2 separate regions of the Homo sapiens genome follow, and region 2 is linked to region 1. The links are chromatin loops, found by intact Hi-C in ENCODE. Cell type or tissue: dorsolateral prefrontal cortex. All regions are shown on one strand. Links, peaks and the distances in the headings refer to the core of each region. The heading gives the core; the rest is flanking DNA. Region 1 has its middle 150 kb from the start of LITATS1. Region 2 holds the start of MIR4255 (microRNA 4255).

Region 1 (10,095 bases), core at 1,206-9,205:
AGGAGAGCAGAACGGAGTGCTGTTAGTCACGGTGTGGAGAGGTGCAATCCATCCGAAAAGGCCAGCGGGACGCGGAGAGGTCATCTCCATTACAAACTGGCTGTGATTAAGCCATTACTTACCGTAATGGGATCCTTGCAGTCGTAGGTGATGCCTGCCACAGCCGATAAGCCGCAGCGGCCACCGCGGCCCGGCAGGCTGCAATAACACAGGCTCTCCCCTCTGTGACAGGTTCAAGCTCTCACGCTCATCGAAAAGTCCATTTTCCAGCACAACTGGGTACACTTCCCCATGACAAATGCCTGTTCGCCTTTAATCTGTTACAAGCCGAAGAAGCCCAAAGGAAGCACTCCATCACGGGAAGAATGTTTTTATAAGCGTGCTCTTTGAGGGCCCCGAGTGAGGGGCTGCGGCAGCGCGGGGACGCGGGATGGCTGCACATTTACGGGGAACGACGGCGGGGGTGGGCACAGGCAGGTCCAGAGCTGCCGCTGGGAGGAGGGGTGTGCCCATGGTGTGTGGGTTCGGGAGGAGTGTGTGGGTTCACACAGGCGTGTGGGGGTGTACCTTCATGTGCCTGTGCTTCAGGAGGGTGTGGGGGCGTCTGGGAGGGTGTAGAGGTGTCCACGTGTGCTCATATGTGTGAGTGCACGTGTGTGTCTGTGAGCCAGGGCAGGAGGGGGATGTTAATATCTACAGTGTGTGAGGAGATAAGTGCGGGGTGGTGGGGTTCAGATACGTGTTCAGGATCCTGGAGCTTCTACAAGCGTGTAAGAGTAGAGGTGTGTAAGTGTGTGTGTGCTTGCATAAGGGTCTAGGTGTGTGTCTCTGGGTGTGTGTGTGTCCCTGGCTGAGGGCCCAAGTGTGTGTGGGTGTGCCTGAGTGTGTGTGTGCCTGTCTGTTGGGGGTGTGCGTGTGTATGGGTCTGGGTGAGGGCCTGGGTGTATGTGTGTCTAGGTGTGTGTGTGTCCCTGGGTGAGGGCCTGAGTGAGTGTGTGTGCCTGTCTGTTGGAGGTGTGCGTGTGTATGTGTCTGGGTGAGGGCCTGGGTGTATGTGTGTCTAGGTGTGTGTGTGTACCTGGGTGAGGGCCTGGGTGTGTGTGTCTCTGGGTATGTGTGTGTGTGTGTCCCTGGGTGAGGGCCTGGGTGTGTGTGTGTCCCTGGGTGAGGGCCTGGGTGTGCGTGTGTCTCTGGGTGTATGTGTGTGTGTCTCTGGGTGAGGTCCTGGGTATGTGTATATCCCTGGATGAGGGCCTGGGGGGGTGTGTGTGCCCCTGGGTAAGGGCCTGGGTGTGTATGTGTCTCTGGGTAAGGGCCTGTGTGTGTGTGTGTGTGTGTGTGTGTGCGCGTGTGTGCCTGGGTGAGGGCCTGGGTATGTGGGGCGTGTCTAGGGAAAGACCTGGGCATACATTCCTGTGCACATGATAGAGAGGGTATGTGTGTGGCATATATGTGATCATTCACGTGTCTACCTGAAGAGGGACAGAATGAGTCTAACTGACAAAACCAGCTTCCCCAGGCCCCACGAGTGATTATTTTCTTGCAGTCCCCAGGGCCTCCTGAAAATGTGGGTGTGGCCCTAAGCACAGGCCCTTAGGACCTCATAGTTCACGCCAAGGTTGTCCCAACACCTAGGAGGTTCCTGGGAGGCTGGGGATGCACCCTGAACTGGGGATTGGGAATGAGGAAGGGGGCATCAGTGCCCAGAGATCCTCTCCTTCCAGACTAGATTCTGGGTGCAGAGTCAGGGCTCCAGAGGATCTCAAGATCCCCCTCTCAGAAGGGGCACTCAGTTCCGGGTTGACACTAAAGCCTACAAGAGTCATGTCCATCTGAGGATGGCCACGGGGTGGGAGAAGTAGGGCAACCCTGGAGCAGCCCACAGAGGTACTGGTAGTGCTCAAGCCGCCTGACCAGCCTAGAGTCTGCCAAGGCCAGAAGAGCCAGACCTGGAGACAGCCAGGATGCAGGAGAAGGGTGGCTGCCTTGTGCCCAGGAGTTACTAAAAGGGACGCTGCAGCCTAGGGCTCTGCAGTTTTCTGGTCTGAGGAATGCGCCCCTGGTGCTGGAGGGAGATGGAAAGAAACATGCACCAAGTACCCAGCATGTGCCCCACCCTGTGGGAAGTGCTTTACAAACTTGGTCTCATTTCATGATCATCAGTATTGATACCACCATGCACTCACCACCAGCAGGCACAGGCACTGTAGCAAGGGGTCTACACTCAGAATCCCCCTGGATTTTTCTTAAGAATCTTTACTGAGGACCCATTCTGTGCCCACCAAGGACTTTGAGTACATTATTTATTATGATTATGAGCATGATTATTATAAATAGCTATCACTAGATGTTGGTGGGAATGCAAATTAGTACAGCCACTATGCAGCACAGTATGGAGGTTCCTCAAAAAACTCAAAATAGAACCACCATATGATCAGCAAGCCCGCTACTGGGTATAGATCCAAAAGAAAGGAAATCAATACATCAAAGAGATAATCTGCACTCCTGTGTTCATTGTAGCACTCTTCACAGTAGCTGAGAGACGGAATCAACCTAAGTGCCCATCAAGAGATGAATGGATAAAGAGAATGTGGAATACATACACCATGGAATATTATTCAGCCATAAAAAAAAGTATAAAATCCTGTCGTTTGCAGCAACATGGATGGAACTGGAGGCCATGAGGTTAAGTGAAATCAATTAGGCACAGAAAGACAAATATCACATGTTCTCACTCATAGGTGGCAGCTTAAGAAGGGGATCTCATGAAGATAAAGAGTATATTAGTGGTTACCTGAGGTCAGGAAGGGGAGAAGTGAGGGGTATGGAATAAATAAATAAATTGCTACCACAAATTGACCCCTTATTCTGTGCAAAGTATGTGCGTGTGATTCACACACATGATCTCATTATATGAATAGTAATAGCAATAGCCAACGGCTGATTGAGCCCCTAATGTGAGCATTATGTCTATAACAACATGACGTCCTCCCTGAGGAAGGTGAGGGTCAGGGCCAGGCAGCCAAGTGCTTTGGGTCCCACCACCAACCAGCAGAGGATCCAGCATTAGAACTGTGGCCTGCCTTCCAGAAGGCTCCTTGAGGGAAGGTTCTAGCAAGAATATCTCCTTTGCCTGCCTCTCACCCTGGAGCCTCACACCAGCTGAGCAGACGGCAAAACCAGGGTGCACTTGCTTGCGGACTGATGGAGACTGTTAAATTCATTCAACAGTCAGGTCCGTGGGTGGAAACCACCCAAGTCCTCCACTTAATAGAAAAAAGTAATAAGTGCTAAGGAAAACCTCCTGACCTCAGTATTCATATCAGAAAACATCCTGCAAAATAAAAACAGTAGCATCTGTAAACTGTTTCACCTTTCCGCATATTATGGTGCCCAAGGTTGCACACTGGGGAATGTCAGAGCCAGGATTCAGCACAACTCTCCTTCCCCACCCATGCTCTTAGAGATCCAGGACTGGGGAGAGCATGACTTATTTTTCTCTGTTCCAAAGAGGATATTCTGGAAACGTATGATTGTGTCTGCTGTTGAATGTGTAGTCTATTTTATAAAAAGGTATGTGCAAAAGGAGTGGCCAGGGTGAGCCCCGGATGAAGCAGAGGATGGAGAGGAGACACAGGCAGGAGTGGGGACTTGTGACTTTGAGGTCCTGGGGGCTGTGCCCTGGGGTTGGTGGATGTGAGAGCAACAGAAGACAGGAGTTTCCTGGGAGCAATTATTCTACTTGGAAGAGGAGCAGGAGGCAGAGGAATGGAACACAAATTTATTGAACATCAACTGCGAGTCAGGCACAGTGCTAGGCCCTTACCTTCCTAATCCCATTTAATCACCCCATCCACAAAGCAGACAGAAAATGTCCATCCCACAAATGACAATGCTGAAGCTCAGAGAGTTTAAGTAAGTTGCTTAAGATCACACAGTTCATCAGCAGGGAAACAGAATACAAAACCAGATCAGGAGAGCTTATTCTCCTATATGTCAAACTTTGTGCACCTGACTTCCAAGCCTTCCTGCTGTAACTGTGGGCCTGGAGCCTCCTCAGCCCCAGAGTCCTCAGCCTTCAGCTCCCCTGTGAGCACTGCTCATCCTTCTGATGGAATTTGGAATCTTGTTGGCCTGAGAGCCGGGGACCTCCATTCTCTGCCCCAATTTTCCTTCCCAAAATGCTAGCCTGAGACCCTCTCTCTGGTCTTTGAAGGAGCTGTCCACTCTCCCCAGACCCTCCCAAAGCCTCTCCTTTGCTGGCCTGGGCACCCACTGCTCTCACAGCACATGCTCTGGGTGGAAGGAAGCAGGGAAGCTGCTCTGCTCCCTCGTCTCTTCCCCAGTGGATTTCTGCTCTGTCCTGCACATTCTATGGAGGAAAAGGGTCCAACTTTGACCGTCTGGGACACCTTCCCAGCAAGTGTCCTCTTCTCCAGATCATGGCCCTTTCTGAGTTATACCCTCCCCAGTGGGCATTTAGCTCATTTCTGGAACTAAATGGCCAGTGGCTGGCCTGGTCAATGGACAAGTTATACTCCTATTCATCCTTCAGATCTCAGACCAAACATCACTTCCTCAGGGAAGGCCTCCCTGACCCACCCGCGGACGCTCATTGCACTGTAAATTTGTCCCTCAGATTATTCTATACAATATCCAACCAAATCATACATAACATCATTCAGCGTTCGGTATTTGCCTCCCCTAATGAGCTGTGCACGCCATGGAGGTAAGGATTCTGTGTATCTTGTTCGACTATGAATCCCAGGCATTCTGCACACGATAGGAATGCAGTAAATATTTACTGAATGAATAATGAATGAATGCTCCAGACAGAATTGGGGCTCCCTCCTCTGGGCTCCCACAGTTCTCTGGACACAGCTTCTTTACCACTCTATCACACTGTGCCATAAGCCTCTATTTCAGAGTCTCAAACTCACAGCACGAGAGTCAAACCAGGCCCACAATTTTAAAGTAAGAGATGTTTTATATATATATATAGATAGATATAGATATATATATATATAGATATATATATATAGATAGATAGATAGATAGATATAGATAGATAGATAGATATAGATATAGATATAGATATAAAACCTAAACATTTAATTTATCTTGAAGAATAGGAAGATATGGCAGTGTTGTGCCACATTCCCACCTTGCAACAATCACGTGGAACTGAGTGGCAGCTGCCACCCTCTAGGTGGGGCCCCAAGTCTCCAGGTTGCCCCTCCCCAACTCCCTGTTCTTCTTACTCAGACCCAATTCACCCATCTCCATTACCACCCTGGCCATGGAAGGCACTTGGGTTTGTGACCCCCCTCTCTGTTTCCATAGCCCTTCCCCTTCCCTCCCCCGGCTGAGCACTCCCCTGCATGGGGTCCACACGGAGAAGATGCACCTCAAGGTTGGCTGAACGAGTGAACAAAAGCCAGAGCAAAAGGAAGCTACAGGGAGTGGTGACACCAAGTGGAGTGAACCTGAGTGTTGAGAGAAGAGAATGCCTTCCCTGAGGAATGGGAGCACCGGATTAGACGCTCTTTAGGGATTAGTCCAGAAAAGATAATTGAGTGTACCAAACACTTTGTATTTTGTCTCATTAGCTGCTCTGATGCTTGCCATGCTTAAAGTTGAGGGTGGTAAGTAGGTTAATCTCATTGAACTGGTTTAATAAGTAGAAATCCATTTTTAAATGTCTCCCAAGGATGGAAATCTTTGCTATGGCCCGGCTCCCCAAAGCGGCCTGGGACTCTACTGCCACCTGGTGACAATGAGTGCATATTGCAGGAAGAGTGTACTAAAAAGACAAGTGGTCAAGAACCTGGACCCTCCCCTGCCAGAAACAACCCTGAAAAGGGGACCCGGCGCCGTGGTTCACGCCTGTAGTCCCAGCACTTTGGGAAGCCGAGGCAGGCAGATCACGAGGTCAAGAGTTCGAGACCAGCCTGGCCAATATGGTGAAACCCCCGTCTCTACTAAAAACACAAAAATTAGCTGGGCGTGGTGGCAGGCGCCTGTAATTCAAGCTACTCAGGAGGCTGAGGCAGGAGAATTGTTTGAACCCAGGAGGCAGAGGTTGCAGTGAGCCGAGACTGCACCATTGCACTTCAGCCTGGGTGACAGGGCAAGACTTCGTCTCAAAAAAAAAAAAAAGAAAGAAAGGAAGGTAACCAGTGGAGCTGAAATTACTGGTTTAAAGGAGGAATTAAATTTAGTGCAACTCAAAACACAATTACCTAGTATTTGAGGTATCTGAGCTTGGAGTTTCCAACCCTCTGGGAGCTTCTAACTATAATCACGACAGACATACATAATTTACTCTAATGCAAAGTAGACTGAGGCCCAGGTCCAGAACTGTCAAATCCTTCTGCATGTGGGTGCTTCTGCTCAGCTTGAACTAACAACCAAGAGCTGGCAAATATGGACCAGGCACCAAGTAAAGTGTTTCTTACACATTTTTCTTTTCTCCAGTAAACCTTCACAACAATCTTCTAAAGTCCTATTATTACCCCATTCTACAGGACAAGGAAATGGAGGCTCAAAGAGTTGACATCAAGTGCCCATGGTCAAGAGCTACCATGAGCAGCAGAGAAAGGACTCAGGTCTGGCTTAGGTCTGGCTGACTCCAGGCCCTTCACTGCTTCTCTATAGTTTCCTATCTGCTCTAGACCCAAGGTAACCTCTTTGAAATTCCAGAGCTCACCCAAAACCAGCATCTCCCCTACCTGTAATTCCTGGAAGGACGGAATAGCACAAAGAGGAATGTTAGAACTTCCCACCTCATACCTTGGTTGTCTCCCTGTCCTTTCTGTCCTCTCCTCCTCCGCCTCTGTTCTACAAGACCCTCTGGGGCTCTTCTGGTCCCTGCCTGCCCCAGGGGAGGCTAGCTGCCTGTCCTGAGTCTGGATCCCAGGATTTTGGTCATCCCCATGCCAAGTTCACATCCCATCTGGTGGCATGGAGCCTGGTTTGCTGATCGGCAAGTTCACAGCATGAGCCTGTGCTCCCCAGAGAGAAATACAAAACCATAATTGTCCCCAGATTGGCTTGTGTTCTTTGTAGAAAGAAACAATACACAGCCTTTGTGTTCAAAAGAAAAAATTACTGAAACAAAAAATTTCCAGTTCACACTCTTTTGAATTGAGAGAAATAAGTAAACACTATTTCCCAAATCTATGTTCACTGGGAAGCCTCCTTTTATTATATTTATGCAAAAACATGAGCCAAATCTCATCCTACGCTGATATAAGACACATTTGATAATAAAATGCAAACGCTGTTTGCAAAGAATTAGAGAGGATCAAGTTCTGGTCTATTGTGAGGACTAGTTTTAAAATTAAGACTTTTAAGCTTCATGTATCCCAATTTTATTTTGCAATAATCCATGCCTTCAACTTACCCTGTTTATATTTGCTCCGAAAAATGTAGCCAAAAATTCACTGAACATTGATTGTGAAAAGGGTAACTCATTATCTGCTTTCATCCAGAAATAACAGAGAACGAAAGAAAGGTGTTTGCTTGTGTTCCCACAATTCTTTGGGAAATATTTGCTTTCAGACATTTTGTAATATTGTGACGTGTGCACATTTCTGCATGGAAGCTTTGTAATTTTTAAAAAGATACCAAAAGGAGCAGAAAGGAGACTAAAGGTTTGCACCTGTGCCCAGGTCACAGCAGAGCCTAATCTGCATACTCACCTGAAGGATTATGGGACATTGCCATAGCCCTCCGATGAGCATTGACACGAGGGGTCTCCAAGCAAGGAGGACTTTGGGAGGTTGCTGGAGGGACGTTGCATACTAAGCCCCATGGCCATGAAAGGAATATAGAGAGACCACCCCTGGTGCTAAAAAGGACACTCTCAGGGGGAGAGGGAAGGCTTACAGGAAAGCTACCCTAAGCCAAAAAGTAAGTAAAAGTATATGACCCACTATAACAGTGGAAGCCAGTGGCTTCCTCAATGGTATAACAGACAGGCTAGGGAGCCCCAGTGCCTGCTGACCAGTGTCCTGGGTTTCAACCCCCCGGCTTCTGAATCTCCCCCTTTGCTTAGGAGTTGAGCCTAGCCCACTTGGGATTTGCATTCACTGCCTGACCAGCGCCCCATCCCATTTCTATTCCTACCTCTCCCCTTGCCTTCCCTTTTTCATCTTCCGTTCATCCATCTTGCTAACTGACGGATGTGTTTCCATTACTGCCAACATTCACATTAAAACTCTCTGACCTTTATGTCGCTTTTTTTCTGTTCTTTCTAGAGCACTTTTACTTACACGAATGCTTCTTCAACTGAATACACACAACCCTTGGGGGCTCCCACCCGTGGGCCAGGGAGTATGCAGAGCCACATGACAAACACGGCCCATCTTGCTGGCACTGAAATTACCCAATGATAAGTAACTTAAAACACTGTGTTAAAAGAAACAACATGGATACATTATGGAGCAGAATGCAAAATGCACCTGAATTTTTAAGCTACAGTAAGACTTCAAATAAATTCTGAGCTTGTGGCTATCTGCTTTAAGCTATACCCTCAAACCCCAGGATACAGCTTACTCTCTTTTGCCATTAGGTTTTGCTTTAGTGGAAAAGCTGGAGAAGCTCTGACTTAATTTATCACATAAAATTCTCAAACTAGGCCAGGCATGGTGGCTGACGCCTGTAATCCCAGCACTTTGGGAGGCCAAGGCAGGCAGATCACCTGAGGTCAGGAGTTCGAGACCAGCTTGGCCAACATGGTGAAACCCCATCTCTACCAAAAATACAAAAATTAGCCAGGCATGGTGGCAGGCGCCTGTAATCCCAGCTACTTGGGAGGCTAAGGTAGGAGAATCGCTTGAACCTGGGAGGTGGAGGTTGCAGTGAGCCAAGACCACACCACTGCACTCCAGCCTGGGCAACAGAGCAAGACTCCATCTCAAAAAAAAAAAAGAAAAAAGAAAATTCTCACAACAGCCCTTTAAAAAGCTAAACAGTTTTAGAGATGGAAAAATAGGGACTCAGAGATGCTTAGCAACTTGCCCCGGGTCACCTAGCAAGCAGGTGTCAGAGCCTAATGTCTATCCAGCTATTCTGGCTCCAGGCAGGATACTCATTCCATTGCAAGGTATCGCCAGGTGCCTTGAACTTCCCGAGGCAAGAAGACCCTGGAGACAGGTAGCAGGGTGGCCAGGGCTGGGGTGGCTTCAAAACTCACAGACAAGCAGATGCTTCAAGTCTGGGAAGCCTAAGCCCAGGTGGCTGCAATTCTGATGTCACCTAGATAAGCCACTGTCAACTCTGCCATCCCCTTCCCCAGGCTCAGAGGCTGAGGACAGAGAAGCTGGGGTTGTGCCCCAGTTCTTTCTAGTAAGACTCAAAGGACAAAGGGTGGGCCCAGGGAACATGGGTGACCCTGGCCTCATCCTCAGTGCCCATTGCTGTCAGGGCAGGGGCTCCAGCTTGCAGCACTCTGGGCCCAGCAGGATTCTATAGACTGCTGCTGAATTGGCTGGGACAGGATTGAAAACCCCACACCTTTCCCACTCAGCCACCCTCTGTGAGGTTATGGCAGGAGTCCCTTCCCAGAGTCAGGAGGCCTAAGTTCTAGCCCAGTTTCTCCAAAAGAAGCTCAGGCCAGGCCCTCCTCCCTCTGGCTCTGGCACAGCGGGGCTCACTCAAGCACAGTGATTGAGCTCAGGGGTTCTCGAGCCAGAGCTACCTGGCTTCAAATTCCAGTTTTTCCATGAACTAGCTGTGTGGTCTTGGGTATGTTACTTAAGTGCCTGTGCCTCAGTCTCCTCACCTATAAGTGGGGGATGCTATGTGTGCTTACCCTCAAAGGCTCGTTGCGAGGGTTAAGTGAGTTAATCCACATAAGGCAATTAGAACTGTGCCTGGGCCAGGCGAGGTGGCTTGCGCCTGTAATCCCAGCACTCTGGGAGGCCGAGGCGGGCGGATCATTTGAGGTCAGGAGTTCGAGACCAGCCTCGCCAATATGGTGAAACCCCCGTCGCAACTAAAAATACAAAAATTTGCCTGGCATGGTGGTGGGCGCCTGTGGTCCCAGCTACTCGGGTAGCTGAGGCAGGAGAATTGCTTGAACCTGGGAGG
Region 2 (10,095 bases), core at 1,403-9,402, 170 kb before region 1:
GGACTGATTTAAACTGTACCACAACCCTTTGAAATGGGTGTTATTACTATTATACCCATTTTATAGATGAGGAAAGTGAAGAAAAGAGGGGCTAAATGATTTGCCCAAAGTCACACAGTAAGTCGTAGCTGTGCTGGAATTTGAACATACGGTAGATTGACTTCAAAGCCTTTGTTTTACACTGATATTCCCAGAACTAAGCTCAAACTTGCCACACAGCATGAAGACTCAAGGTCTTAGGTGGTGCGATTGCCCCTTCAGGGCCCACTTTTCTCAGGCACCCCTCCCCCAGCATCCCCCAGCTCTGTGAAAGAGGTCCTGGTGAGTCTCTGGCCCAAGGCTGGGGATATTTCACCTGCCCCCATGTCCTCTGCAGGGCCCCACCCATCTTGTTCTCTGGGTCCCTGAGTGGGCAGGGTCGATGGCAGCTCCCAGTCACTGCCTACACAATCCTTCAGAGGCAGCCACAGTGCCCCTCAGTCTCCCTCCCTCCAAGCTAAGCCAGCTCATCCCTCAGATGTCACCACACCCTCAGCACAGGCAGAGTCCCCTTGGATTGCAAAGGCACAAGCAGTCTTACAGTCATTGGGAAAAAGAGGCAGAGAAATTGTATTTCCTCTGAGACTATTGTGAAGAGCTGTGTGTGTGACTCACCACTTTTTTGCTGGATTGCTTTCTCTGGGTCTTGCAGACCTGAGACTCCATTTTGCAGAAGAGTTGAAGGCAGATGATGCAGGGAAAATAACTGACTAGGAGGAAGGATACTGGGTCCCACTCCCAGCTTTGTCACAAACCTGTTTGAAAACCTTCAGTGGCTCCTTTGCCCTTAAGAACATTTCCAAATGCTGTAAGATGGGGGACAAGATCCTGCACCATCAGGCCTAGGCCACTTCTCCCACCTTGTCATGTATCACTGTTCTCTTGAATGCTCTGCTCCAGCCACAATAACTTCTGCTTGTTCCTCTGAAGGTCATGTTCTCTCTCCTGCCTCTGGCCCTCTTCAATGTCATTCCCTCAGCCTAAAGCTGTCTTTTTCCTCCCTCTTTGCCCAGAAAACCTTTCTCCTCCTTCAGCCTAAATGTCACCTCCTCCAGGAAGTATTCTATTGTCATCACCCCTAGATGAGGTCAGGTTGCTAAAATGCTCCCATGTCACTGTGGGTGTTTCCTAGTGGAGTGTGTGTTGCAATTTAATGTGCTTTTCCTGTCCAATCATCTAACTATCTCCAGTGTGAGCTTCATGAGGGCTGCACTCATCTGTGCTGCTCACCATTGTTCTCTAGCACTTAACACAGTGCTTGACACACTGTCGGTGTTTTAAAAGAATATGCTGCATAAGTGAATGAAGAAACAAATCAGTCAGGATTCTTAGTTGTAAGCAAGAAAAACCAGCCATGCCTGGTTCAAGGGAAAAAACAATTTCTTAGAGGGTTACTGAATAGCACACTGAATCAGAGCAAGTTCTAGGGCACCAGGACCCCACAGCAGAACAGTGGCCTAAGCTACCCAGCCAGACTTATTTGGGGAGGACACCACTACCATCCCCAGCTAGCTGCAAGACCCTGCAGCTGAGACCACCACCATCACCAAGCACTGACCCTTGACCCTCCCACAGCAGCACTGCCCCACCCCCAAACTCAAACCCTGACTGTTGGGGAGAGCTGCCAGCCTTGCACACCCTCCTGCTCACACACCCACATCCTAGCTGCAAGGGAGCCTGGGAAAGGGAGTACTCAGCCTTGCCTTTTTTTTTTTATTTTAAGTTCTGGGGTACATGTGCAGGACACACAGGTTTGTTACATAGGTAAACGTGTGCCATGGTGGTTTGCTGCACCTATCAACCCATCACCTAGGTAATAAGCATAGCATGCATTAGCTATCTTTCCTGATGCTTTCTTCCCGTCCCCCAACAGACCCCAGAGTGTGTTGATCTCCTCCCTGTGTCCATGTGTTCTCATTGTTCAGCTCCGACTTATAAGTGAGAACGTGTGATGTTTGGTTTTCTGTTCCTGCATTAGTTTGCTGAGGATAATGGCTTCCAGCTTCATCCATGTCCCTGTAAAGGACGTGATCCCATTCCTCCTTTTTATGACTGCATATTATTCCATGGTGTATATGTACCACATTTTCTTTATCCAGTCTATCACTGATGGGCATTTGGGTTGATTCCATGTCTTTGCAATTGAGAATAGTGCTGCAAGCATTGTTTTTTTCTTGAGTGGGAGGTGGGCTCTGTTTCCCATCATAAGTTGGAGAGTCATGAGTTGGAGAATTCCTTGGAACAGGGTACACAAGCCAGGGGGGTTAAAAAGACAGGGAAACATCCATCACAGCGATCAAAGGAATGAACCAATAAGCCAAAGGCCTTAATCAATTTCCCTCCCTTCTCTCTGCCTCAGTTTCCTCATTTGCAAAAGGAAAACATGTTAGTCTCTCAGTTCCCCTCTGGCACTAACATTCTATGCTACTGGTTTTGAGTTGTTTATCCAACATAAACAGGGTACAACCTCATCCAGGGAAAGAAGAATCTCCCAAAAGGTCTTCTATCAGTCAGGGTGGCCTGGCCTCTGCCACAGTAACAATTAACTCCCAGATCTGAGGGACTTACCATTCCAGAGAAAACTGCTACAACTGGAGGGGGCTTTATTGCCTAGAAAAGAAGAGCTTCGTCACCAACAGCCGCTGGCACTTTCTTTTGGTTCATAGGAGGAGCAGTGTTGTCTTGAACTCTACGGAAGGAACGATGGGTCAGAAAGGCTAAAGAAGAAACTAGCTAGGAAGCCTGAGGGCAAATTCAAAGGCAGGTAGCTGCAAGAGGAGGGGTTCACGAGCAGCAATCCTGATGATGATTCACTCATTTATTCATCCAGTTAGTCAAGAAATATTTTTTGAGCATCCATGATGTGTCAGGTACTCTGCTAGCCACTTGTTACTGGGATATGAGGGTAGGCAAGATTGAAAAGGTCCATGTCCTGCTCAAATTTATATTCTAGTGGGGAAAAAGGAGAAAAAAATGAGTAAGTAAATAATTAAGCAAAATACTTTCAGATGTTGATCAGTGTTATAAAGACATTAATCAGAGTGGTACAATGGAATGACACATGTGTGAGTGAGGGGCATTTTAGTTGCAATGGTCAGGGAAGATACCCTTGAGTTGACATTTAAGCTGAGCTCTAAATAACAAGAGGGAAGAAGAGCAAGCCAGGCAGAGGGAACAGCCAGGTACAAAGACTGAAGTAGGAACAAATGTAGCTGCAGCACCATAGGAGATGAGGTCAGAGAAGCAGAGAGTCTTTAAGCCATAGCAAGGAATCTGCATTTGATTCTGAGTATCATGGTTTGCAGGGATGGTGAATCGGCCGGCTTTAAGCAAGAGAATGGCATGATCTGATTTGATTTTGCATTCTTTTCAAAAGATCGCTTTGGCTGCTGTGTGGATTGTAGGATTGTCAGGGCAGCAAGGTAATAACAGAGCAAATACAATACCTAGTTCAGTAGAAACGAAATAGCCAGCAGAGAGTCTTGACTTTAGTCACTATTGCAGGTGAGAGATACTGCTGGAACCATATAGGGAGTTCTCATGCAGGGAGGATGTTTTTGTATATGAATTCCTGGAGGAGAGTCATCCAAAGATCCTTGTATTGGTTAGAATAGGGTAGGCTACACCACAGTAACAAATTAAACCCTAAGCTCCAGTGGCTTAATACATAAAGCTTTACGTCTTCCTCACACGGCGTGTTCATTGTGAGTTAGCCTGGGGTCTCGGCTCCACACAGGCACCCAGGAACCCAGGCCTAGAGAGGCTCCACCCTTGATAGCCTTATCCTCTTAGCCACTGTGGCAGGGGAAAAGCAGTCACGGCGATCTCACAAGTTCTCCTCCGAGTTTCATCATCTCTTCTCACATCCCATTGGCCAAACTAGTCACATGTCTCCACGTAGCTGCAAAGAAGCTAGGCAGGGTTGTCTTCTGCGGGCTCAGAAGAAAAGGAATGGGTATGTCTTCAGAGGCCTGAAATCCAAAGTGATAAGAGACCAAAGAATTGCCTAAAGAATAAATAGAGCTGCTTTTCTGCTGGAATATGCAATGTGACTTGGGAGCAAAACACACTTGTTTTAGGATGTATATGGATCTGGCTGGAGCACACTAGGAGGGGCCAGCCATCCAGAAGTGGAGGGTCATTCAAGACAGAATCTCCAAATGCCAGAAAAGTGGGCTTACCTCCAGGCTCCCCCTTAATTTGGCATCTGTTTTGTTTGTTCGTTTTTTTTTTTTGCTTCTCTATGATGTTTGTGTAGATACATATACATCCTGGAGAATTTTGTAAGCCTCTTTGCACTGTTATGTGATCTTTCTATTGACAATTGTTATGCATATGTATTTTTCTTTCTCTAATAACATCATTTTAAAACAATAATCATAGCTACGCTTTTATAAGCACCTTCTAAGCATCTCACCTATCATAGCTAATTAAATCCTCACCACAATCCTATAAGATAAATATTATTATCATCATTTATACATGGGGAAACTGAGGCATGGAGTGATTAAATAACTTGCATAAATCTCACAAGTTCTCCTCTGAGTTTCATTATCTCTTCTCACATCCCATTGGCCAGACTAATCATGTGTCTCCACATAGCTGCAAAGAAGCTAGGCAGGGTGGTCTTCTGTGCGCTCAGAAGAAAAGGACTGGATATGTCTTCAGGGGCCTGAAAGTGGAAGAGCTGGTATTCAAACCAGGTAGTCTGGCTCTGAAGCCCCTGCTCCTGAACTCTAGACTACAAGCTCTTGATACAAAGTGTGCCCTAGAAGGCTGGCCAAGATCCATGCTTGCTCTGAAAAGCAACTGTTCCCGGGAGAGGCTAGAAGAGAACAGCAAGTCCTCTTGGGCCACATTTCTGAATTGGTGACTTGCGACTTCATGGAAAGATGAGCCTTCCCCACGTGTACCCAAGAGAAACTGACCTGAAAGACACGTAAACAGTGGTCTCTGAGTACTTAAAAACAGCCAATGACAGACTAAGCCAAGAAAACCAAAGCCAACAGTTTGGAAGCTTTTATCTCCTTTCATTTTTCTACTTCATATCGGTTTGGCTTATTTTGTTTTCAACAAATACTTTTGAAAATCTCCTACAAAGAAGACACTCAGCTAATGCTATAAAGGAAATTATGGGGAGGAAATTAGGAGTGTAAGTCATAATCTCTTCCCTCAAGTCAGGGAAACTTAACAGAATCACATGACGAATTGGATCACTTTAAAAAGAGAGAGAGAATAGCACAATTCTAGACAAGACAATGTGATTCTTTGTTAAACGAGTGGTCAAGATGATGTAACCAACTGGCGCACAGGGGTGTAAGCAGATGAGAGGCATCACTGAGCTAGATGAGCAAGGAAGACTTGGAGCAAGAGGAGGAATTTGAATTGGGTTTTGAAGGACATGGCAAGAGCCAAACTAAACTGACTATGGGGATGGCTGGCCTGGGGAAGTGAGAGAAGGAGGGCTTTGCCCAGGGTTGGAGGCTCCTGGACAAAGGGCTAGGCAGGCACCCCTCAACAGATCCTCTCTGCAGGGAAGCTCCCACTTCGGGCTGTTGGAAAGTTCTCAGAACAGCAAGTTAAGACATAAGACTTAGGAGTTGGAAGGTGGGTTTGAGGGGACCACAGGCCCTGCTGGGCCCATGTCTGTTGCTCTTGCTGTAGGAGCAGCTGCTGGTCTCAGGAAAGCCATGTTTAGCTTTACGGCCACCTGAACATCTATAGGACCCTCTGTAGGAATGCCCAGTGCTGAGAACAAAATTGTTTTTAATTCCATTACCTACAGCCTTGAGGCTGCCACCTTCTACTCTTTGGGAAATTTGCTTCCATCACACACACACACATGCACACACACACACACACACACACACACACACATCAAACAAGCTAACAACAAAACACCTGTATATTTCCCTGTTGCATGAGTCAGAACCCACAACCCTCTCTAACTGATTTTAAGGAAAAAATCAATATATCAAACGTTGCCACATCACTCAGAATTTCAGGGAAGACTGGAGAGCTGGTTTTCTACATCGCCAGAAACAACATTCAAGTCATATGACTGGCCCATTTGTGGATATGGTCCTGCTGTTTCAGGCACAGGCACTGAAGCTTGCTTTGTGGGCCTGGAGCATGGAATACCCTTCCCAGGACATCACCGCTGCCTCCAAAAGTTTGATGGCTCTCTACCACCCTCCACCCCTTTGCCAACAGCTCAGCATTCACACAGAGCCTCCTGCCTCAAGGTGTCCTCTGCTGACTGGAAGGCTCTCATAGATGCAGCTGATTGGAGGAGCCCAGGTCACATGCCTACCAGTAGCTGCAAGGGAGGCTGGGAAAGTGAGTTCTGACTCCTGTCTTGGGGAGATGAGATTCATAATGGGGTAATTACCAGGGCAGCCATCCATCCTGGTGTCTTAGGAGAGTCTCAGGTTTTGTCTGTTGTTCCACATAATGATGAATAGCACCCTTTTTATTCTCAAACGTGTTTTGGTTTAGATCATCAATTATAGAGACACCTTAATAATTCTCAATAATAATTTTGGGGCTCATATGTCCTGTTTTCTCTCCTTTTCTTATTTTCTGCTCCTCCTACCCAAGCAGCACATACTGAATTTGCTAAAACCCTTCTATTGCAGAGCAAAAGGGAGGATATTCTCTGTGTTTTCAGGGAAAGCCCACAACAGACAATACATCAGAGGATTACATGTTCCTCCTAGAAGAAGAAGGACTTTTCCATGTGAGGTGAACAATCCAAATGAAAATTCAGGGAACAAATAAAAAGATGACTATAAGAACCTTCAGTTGGTCAGTTTACTTGGTGATATGGCTTGGCTCTGTGTCCCCACCCAAATCTCATCTTGAATTGCAACCCCCATAATCCCCACATATCAAGGGAGGGACCAGGTGGAGGTAATTGAATCATGAGGGTGATTTCCCCCATGCTAGTCTTTTGATAATAAGTGAGTCTCAAGAGATCTGATGGTTTTATAAGTGTATGGCATTTCCCCTGCTTGCACTTCTCCTTCCTGCCATCTTGTGAAGAAGGTGCCTTGCTTCCCTTTCACCTTCTGCCCTGATTGTAAATTTCCTGAGGCCTCCCCAGCCATGCTGAACTGTGAGTCAATTAAACCTCTCTCCTTTGTCAATTACCCGGTCTTGTGTATGTCTTTATTAGCAGTGTGAGAACAGACTAATACACTTGGAGGTCCAGGTTGGGGCCAGCTCATGGAGGGCCTTGAATGTCAAAAAAAAAAAAAAAAGACTTTGGACTTTGTCTCTGGGAAATAGTCATGTGGAAGGTCTCTGAATGGGGGAATAACCTGACCCAGTCCAGTTTACTTGAAAGAGCAAGAGTCAGACAGACCTGAGTTTAAATCACGATTCGTTGTGTGGAGTTAGGCATAGAGTGGAAAGTTGCTGAACCTCTTTGTGCTTCAAATTTATCATTTATAAAATGGAGAAACTAAAAGCTCCCTCTTGAGATTAATTGTAGAATAAATTAAAATTTAAAGCTCTTGGCACAGTATACAAATCCACAGTAGATATGTGACACGTGTTAGTTGTCTTAGCTGATGTCATGGCAGTATTTTGGGGAGCATCATAGAGCGAATGTATGCAGAGCAACAGGAAGAAGAGAGAGGCTGGAGGCAGGGAGGCCAGTGAAGAGGCAGCCAGGCAGGAGAGACCTGTGGATGAGCTACTAGGAACTGAGTGAGAGGACAGAGTCAGGCTAACTCTTCTTGCCTGGGTATTGTCAGGCCAGTGGTGACAACCTCAAAGTACAGCATGATGGCAGGCGGCTAGTTTAGAGAAATTTGTAAGAGAAAGATGAGACATTCATTGCAAGACATACAGGATTTAAAGGTTCAGACTGTCATCTAGGAGAGCTCTCCAGCAGAAAAGCTGAAGCTTAAAAATTGTCTGTCCAACCCCAGATCTTATAAGCTCAAAGAGAAAGTGTAATGAATAATAACAGGATGTGCATTGCTGCATGCTGGGACCAAGCCACAGAACCTGTCATTGGTGCAGGCAGGAAAGGCTAAATACACACCTGGATGGAAGAGACCTATTGGGGTCTTAAAGGGCAGAAAGGGACATTTTCGGCATTAAAGGAGGGTGACATGCTTGATTTGCAAGAAACAGAAAACCAATCAAGTTAGCTCACATAAAGAGGGCACATTATGAAAAAGATCTCACAGAACAAAAGCTCAGAAGTGCAGCTGAACCCGGACTTTCTCTGTTCATCCCCCAGGGCTGTGTAGACTCTTTTCTCTCTCTCTCACTGACATTCTTGCATGTTCTCCCTTTCTCCTGGTCAGCTTCTTCCATACGCTCACCCAATATCTGGTTTAGTCTAGTGCCCCTGCCCCTGATCTCACCTGGCTTTTCAACTTGAGAGCCTACCACCAACTAGGAGAGCAGTTTCTGTGTCTACTAGATTAAGTTCCCAGTAACTAGAAAAACTGGAATCTCCAGGAAAGCCTGTGGGAAAGGTGGGCCATGGAGCCATCTAATGTAAGAGGTCATTGAACTTTATAGAGCATCCTTCAGTGTTCAGAGATGGAGTCAGTATTGGTCTGGCCATTTTTAGGGCAAAGAGGCAGCATCATGCTGGAAGCAGTAGTCTGCAATGCTAGGATGTGACTCCCAAGCCCTTGGTCATACCCTCTACATTGTATATACAGCAAGCTTCAAGGTGCAGAGATAAGGACTTGGGAGCATGTTGAGGGATCTGTCATGAGGCTGGAGCACTGAATGCTTGGGTGTTGGGAGAACAAAAGATGAGCCTGGAGGGATCAGCAGGAGTCTCATCCTGCAGGAGGTGGAAATTCATCCTGATAGCAATGGGGAAGCCATGAAGTCTTTTCAAATAACATTTTTATTGAGCTGTAGTCTGCACACCATAAAATGTACCCTTTTAAAGTGTAACATTCAGTGATTCTTCAGTATGCCACAGAGTTGTGTAACCTATCTAATTTTAGAACATTTCATCATCACTTCCAAAAGAAATCCCATACTAATTAGCAGTCATTCCTCATTCCCCCTTGCTTGACAGTCCCTGGCAACCACTAACCCACTTTCTTTCTCAGTGGATTTGCCTATGCATGACATTTCATATACATGCAGTCATACAATGTGTGATCTTTTGTGACTGGCTTCTTTCCCTTAGCATAATGTTTTCAAGGTTCATCCATGTTGTAGTGTGTACTTCACTCCTTTTTATGGTTGTGTAATATTCCATTGTATTGATATACCACATTTTATTTATCCATTAATCAGTTGATGGTCATTTGTGTTGTTTCCACTTTTTGACTGTCATGAATAATGCTGCCATGAACACTTATGTACAAGCATTTGGGTGAAGATATGTCTTCATTTCTCTTGGATATATATCTAGGAGTGGAAATGTTCTATTATATTATAGAGTTAACTCTATGTTTAACTTTTTGAGGAACTACCAAATTGTTCAAAAGTGGCTGTACCATTTTACAATTTGATTAGCAATGTATCAGGGTTACAATTTCTGCATGTACTTGTCAATCTTTGTTATTATGTGTCTTTTTTATTTTAGCTATTCCAATGCATGTAAAGTGGTATCTCGTAGTGGTTTTAATTTGCATTTCCCTTATGACTGATTATATTAAGCATCTTTTCATGTGGTTATTGGACAATTGTATATCTTCTTTGGAGAAATTTCTGTTCAAATTATTTGCCCATTTTAAAAACTGAGTTACTTTCCTTTTTATTATTGAGTTGTAAGAGTTCTTTATATATCCTGAAAACAATACCCTTATCAGATATATAATTTGCATATATTTTCTCCCATTTTTGGATTTGTCTTTTCACTTTCTTGATGGTGTCGTTTGAAGCATGAAAGTTTTAATTTTGATGAAGTCCAGTTTGTCTATTTTTTGTTTGTTTTGTCACTTGTGCTTTTAGCGCCAAATCTAAGAATCCATTGTCCAATCCAAGGTTATAAAGATTTTCTCCTGCATTTTCTTCTACAAGTGTTATAGTTTTAGCTCCTATGTTTAGATCTTTGATCCATTTTTA

What was found. A loop is a pair of places that touch in the nucleus more often than their neighbours do. Peaks named below come from ENCODE experiments on the same cell type or tissue, not always from the same donor. Only the 100,000 strongest peaks of a DNase experiment are listed, where the experiment ranks them.
Region 2: a loop joins it to region 1, with 2.2 times the contacts of the local background. A loop is called at or near these places in 2 of 110 quality-filtered maps.

Annotation. Positions count from the first base shown.
Region 1 is chr1:37,318,198-37,328,292 of GRCh38, forward strand. No RefSeq gene overlaps it. Among named protein-coding and RNA genes, the nearest start is that of LITATS1, 150 kb to the right of the region's middle. RefSeq lists an enhancer at 1-64. In dorsolateral prefrontal cortex, for the core only: CTCF peaks have their summits at 5,773 (motif pointing left) and 7,052; a DNase peak (open chromatin) is centred at 6,954; H3K4me3 peaks cover 473 bases; H3K27ac peaks cover 1,400 bases; H3K27me3 peaks cover 2,185 bases.
Region 2 is chr1:37,152,984-37,163,078 of GRCh38, forward strand. MIR4255 (microRNA 4255) reads left to right here and starts at 8,580; the gene lies at 8,580-8,651. In dorsolateral prefrontal cortex, for the core only: no CTCF peak of the experiment used is centred there; DNase peaks (open chromatin) are centred at 4,828 and 5,355; H3K27ac peaks cover 1,414 bases.